2 separate regions of the Mus musculus genome follow, and region 2 is linked to region 1. The links are chromatin loops, found by intact Hi-C in ENCODE. Cell type or tissue: heart. All regions are shown on one strand.

Evidence for each region. Hi-C counts contacts between places; a loop is a spot of excess contacts. Peaks named below come from ENCODE experiments on the same cell type or tissue, not always from the same donor. Only the 100,000 strongest peaks of a DNase experiment are listed, where the experiment ranks them.
Region 2: a loop joins it to region 1, with 2.6 times the contacts of the local background. A loop is called at or near these places in 4 of 42 quality-filtered maps.

What each region holds. Positions count from the first base shown.
Region 1 is chr17:36,314,268-36,316,767 of GRCm38, reverse strand. Gm33257 (a long non-coding RNA gene) reads right to left here. Exons shown (of 4, transcript XR_385570.4): 3 at 1,976-2,215. Among named protein-coding and RNA genes, the nearest start is that of H2-M10.1, 11 kb to the left of the region's middle. In heart, no CTCF peak of the experiment used is centred here; a DNase peak (open chromatin) is centred at 1,207; H3K4me3 peaks cover 1,361 bases; H3K27ac peaks cover 766 bases; H3K27me3 peaks cover 549 bases.
Region 2 is chr17:36,724,710-36,727,209 of GRCm38, reverse strand. No RefSeq gene overlaps it. Among named protein-coding and RNA genes, the nearest start is that of H2-M10.5, 47 kb to the left of the region's middle. In heart, a CTCF peak has its summit at 962; no DNase peak of the experiment used is centred here; H3K27me3 peaks cover 274 bases.

The sequences.
Region 1 (2,500 bases):
AAATGGGTAGCATCCATCTGCCATTGTTCATTAGGGATGAGTCCCCAAGGGTTAACTCCCAGGTGAGGAACCAGCAGCAGAGTGGTGCATCCACCACAGGACTTAACAATTTCTCTTGTTTGATCTCTAGAAATCTTGATCATTTGGCTTAAGGTAGAGGCATTTAAATAATGCAAAGCATGAGCCTGGTTAGCCAAATCTATGGAATCAAGTAGGGCAGGGAATGCTGCACAAGGGGCCTCGTCAGTCAGGGCATTTCCATGCGACAGAGGACTACCCAGGCCAGAATGGGCTCTCAAATGTCCCACAAAAAAAAAAGCCACTGTCCTTTTAATAATTAGGGATTGAATCTCCACAAATAATTTGGAAGCAGTGGAAGCAGGCTTAATATAAGGGATTGTCTCTAAAACAGGAGTAGAATGAGCCAGGTAAGCACTGTCAGTATACAAATTAAATGGGGTCATTGGTAACATTTTAAAAACCTGAAGGACTGCAAACAATTCCACCAGCTGGGCAGAGGAATATGGGGACTGCATTGAAGTAACCCGATCTTATACAACAAAGGCAGCTTTGCCTATTGAGGAACCATCTGTAAACACCAATGAGCCTTCAAGGAGTCAAATTTTGGGGAAAACCAAGGAATGCATCCTAACAAATTGTATAAGGGGATCATTAAGCAGCAGCTGCAAACAGAGCAGAAGGGAGGGAGGGACCTTTGGATTGGCTCAGCCAGTTAGCTGTGGAGGAGGATGCTTACAGAGCAGGGGTTTTAAATGTCTTCAAACTCAAGAATCTCAGGACAGCTGCTAAAAATTAGAAAAATTCTAAAAAACAATACCTAGGGGCCGAGGTAGCTTCGCAAACAGTTCCCCTTAGTAACTCCTATTACCCTATGCAGGGGAAACACAGCTGGCCCTGGAACTCACTGCCAGCAGAAAAGGCAGCAGAAAAGAAATCCACAATATTCAAATTAATGTCAGTCAGGTCAAATACGATGTGATTTGGAGCGACTGACACAGCCTGCACAGAACACATCTCAGGAAGACACATTGCTCCAGGATAGCAGCAACTGTAGGTGCACATGAAAGGCAGGTGCAGGGGCGGGGTGGGGAGGTGTTAGATCAAGCCATTCATCCTCTAATTGCTGGAGAGCTCTGAGCAGCCGCACTTGCTCATTTCCGGTTTCTACCATGTTGCGCAGAAATGCCACCTCAGCAATTAACTGATGGCGGGCACTGGACATGGCAGACGGATCAAAAACTGCATCTAAAATCCCAAAGGGTTGTGGCAGAAAGATGGGAGTGTAGCAACATTTCTCAGCAGAGGAGCCAGGGCGATTGTGGCGGGTTTGGGTGGAGCTACCTCTCCTATGAGAGCCTCCTCCTCAGCGGGTAGCAGCTCGTTACCAAAATTAATGAGGGAAGGATAAAGGTCAGCCATCCTAATTTCCTCCATAAGTGGAGGCAAGGAAAGATCCATAACATCACTTACAGAGGGTGAAGCGGGCAAGGATCCTTCCCTTAAAGGGGAAGGCGGCACTGTATGAATCGCTAGGTTAGCAGAGGACAGGGGACCAGTTTTTTAAGAAACTGCTCTTCCAGCGACTGCGGTGGTGGAGGATGGGGAGAGGCGGATTCCTTAACAAATCGCTCCCCCTCGGACACTAAATGCTGGGAATCTAAAACTATCATTAATGAGGAACCAGTAGCTAAAGGCAGTAACGGGTATCTTTGTAGATCCAAATGCTTCATAATAATCTTTAAAGCAATCGCCAACTCTGCGCCAGTGTTTCTCATCAATTGTTCCCTTTTGGGGGAACCATGGACAAATATCTCACACAAAATCTAAAAATTATATTAAATACTTTTTATTAACCCTAGTTCTTTGCGTTTTGAGTGACTCCTTGAGCCCTATCACAAAAAGTGACCGTTTCAAAAAAAAAAAAAAAAAAGGGGGGGGGGGTGGCATGTCTTACCGTATTTCTCCTAAGATCTGCGCCCCTTTATTTATTCCTCCCAGACTGTCTCAAGATAGGTTGCTCAGTGGCGTCATGTGGAACCAAAGTCACTTTCTGGCGTTTCTCAAGATGAGAGGTAGGCCTACCCTCCAATGAAGAGCGGCATTCTCTCCTCTGTGATCTCCTGGGGTTCAGGCACCAGTTTGTCCCGACCCGCAGGACAGTTGAACAGGGTCTGGGGAAACACCTGTGGAGAGACTGGAGAACAAGGAAACACAAAGAACAGACAGCAAGTCAAAAAAAAAAAAAAAAAAAAAAAAAAGCCCTCTGATCAAACTGACAAATTTTATTTTTCCCAGGCAGGTTTTATGCCCACAGAAGCAGGATATGGGGAGGGGGATGACGCAGAATCGCTTTGATTCTGGGGGAACCCACCTGTTCCCAAAAGCAGGATATTGGCTAGGTAAAAAGTTCAGCAGGAGGAACAGAACAGAATGAGTTGCTAGGTCCTGTCCACAAGATCTATAGCTATTTGTTCTTAAC
Region 2 (2,500 bases), 410 kb before region 1:
CAAATGGAAGAGACAATCCCTCTATATTCCTGCTCCAGGTCCACCTTTAGGTAGCCACAGCCTGCTCCTGAGATTTAGTCCTAAGTAAGTGTTGGGGAGTCTGTCACCTGCCTGGCCCTGTTCCAGGCTCTGGAATTCAGCAAAAGAAAGTTAGCAACATTGTGTTCCTGGGTTTGAATATTTGAATTAGTGGCTACCATAGCTTCTTGAGATAGCAGTGTTCCCAGTTTCAGTTACAAGCACTTCCAATAGGTGGCTCACAAACACCTGTTGCTCCAGCTCCGGGGATATCCAGTATGTCTGGTGTTACTGTGTACATCCTCATACATATATTGACATACATGTAAAAAAGAATAAAAATTAATCTTAAAACAAAGTGGGCTCACAATCAAGTTCTCTGTTAGTTGTGCAGTTTACAGATAAGCTCTGTGATAGTTTGAATGAGAAATACCCTCAATAGGCTTAATTTTTTGAACACCTGTTCTCCAGTTGGTGTCATCTTTAGGGGACATTCTAGGTCATTATGACTGAAGTCCAGCTGGATTTAGTGTCCCGCAAATCTTCCCCCACAGCATACCCAGTGAGGCCCCAGTTCTTTTCCCAGTTCTTGTCTCTTCAGTTGACTTATTTTGGATGGATAGCCAAGCCTAGTTTCTTTAGGGCTGTCAGACAGCAAACTTTCTTTGACCTTAACAACTAGGATGACAATACTACAGAGATTCCTGCATTCCAGGGCCTCCAAAGACCTCGTGGGACTGAAGTGGAATTTTCTGGATATGAACTACACTCTTCTGAAGATGCTCATGAAAACAAATCCTCTTTGATCGGGGAGAGGGCTCAGAAGTGAGGAGCACTGGTTGCTCTTGTGTATTCTGATCATCCAGGTTTCCCAGATCAAAAGTTGCTGAAACTTAATGGTTTCTGTCCCCCTCCTCTGGCCATTAAAGGCAACTGTAATACTGGCAAGCAAACACAAGGTGGAGACGGAGGACTGAAAAATGAATGTGTATAAATTATCCCTCTGACATATTTCTCTGAACAGGTACATTCCTGATTTTCAAAACAGCCAGAAAGCTAAGCAAGGATATACAAATGGAAAAGGTGAGAACATGCACAAAAGTTAACATTCTAGTTATTATTTATCATATCAGTGTAATTTGGAAAATAGCTATTTTTCTCTTGAAATAGTCTGCATACAATCAGATAATAAACTCTTCATAAAGCAAATGTCTCAAAATTATGAGTTCTTTTTTTGTTTTGTTTTTACAGGGTTTCTCAGTATAGCCCTGGTTGTCCTGGAATTCACTCTGTAGTCCAGGCTGGCCTCGAAGTCAGAAATCCACCTGCTTCTGCCTCCCAAGTGCTGGGATTAAAGGCATGTGCCACCACTACCCGGCAATTCTGAGTTCTTAACATGGCAAATATGGATTGATATCCACAAAAGTATAATTACTATTGAAATCCATATTTCTCTTTTCTTTTTTAAAAAAGTTATTTATTTATTTACTTATTTATTTACATTCCAAATGCTGTTCCCTCTTCCTGTCCTCCCTTGAAGAGTTCTTTCCCAAATCTCCCCTCCTCTTTGCTTCTGAGAAGGCAGCTTTCACCCTGCATCCCCCCACTCTGGTGCATCCTCTCCCACTGAGGTCAGACAAGGCAGCTCTCGGCTACATATGTACTGGGGGCCTTGGGTCAGCCAGTGTATGATCTTTGGTTGGTGGCTCAGTCTTCGGGAGCTCCCAAGTGTCCAGGTTAGTTGAGCTTTTGGTCTTCCTGTGGGTTTGCCATCTCTTTGAAGGTCTTCAACTCTTCCCCTAATTTTTTCTTAGGTGGCCCTGATCTCTGTCCAATGTTTGTCTAATGTGGGTGTCTGCATTTGTCTCAGTCAGCTGCTGGGTAGAGCTTCTCAGAGGGCTACTATTCTAGGTTCCTGTCTGCAAGCATAACATAGTATCATTAATAGTGTGAGAGATTGGTACCTGTCCATGGGATAGATCTCAAAATGGTCCAGTCACTGGTTGGCCATTCCTTTAGTCTCTGCTCCATCTTTGTCCCTGCATTTGTCTCAGACAGGACCAATTTGGGGTCATAGGACTTGTAGGTGGGTGTCCCCATTCCTCCACTGAGTATGCTGTCTGTCTACTGGACGTGGTCTCTTCAGTTTCCATATCCCCACTGTTGAGCATTTCAGCTAAGGCCACCTGCCTTGACTCCTGGGAGCCTCCCACATCTTGGATCTCTGGGACTTCCTAGAGAATCCCCCAGCCCCAGCAACTTCAGATTTTCATTTATTCTCCTGGACATTTGGGCCTCTCTTCTGTTTCTCCCCATGCCTGGTCCTGCCCTCTCTTCTCGTCTCCCTGTCCTCTCTCACCCAGATTTCTTGCTCTCTTTGCCTCCTATGACTATTTAGTTCCCCCTTCTAAGTAGGATTCAAGCATTCTCACTTGAACCTGGTGAATAGACTACTCCAGCATTTTGGTTGGGTCCCGGGTGT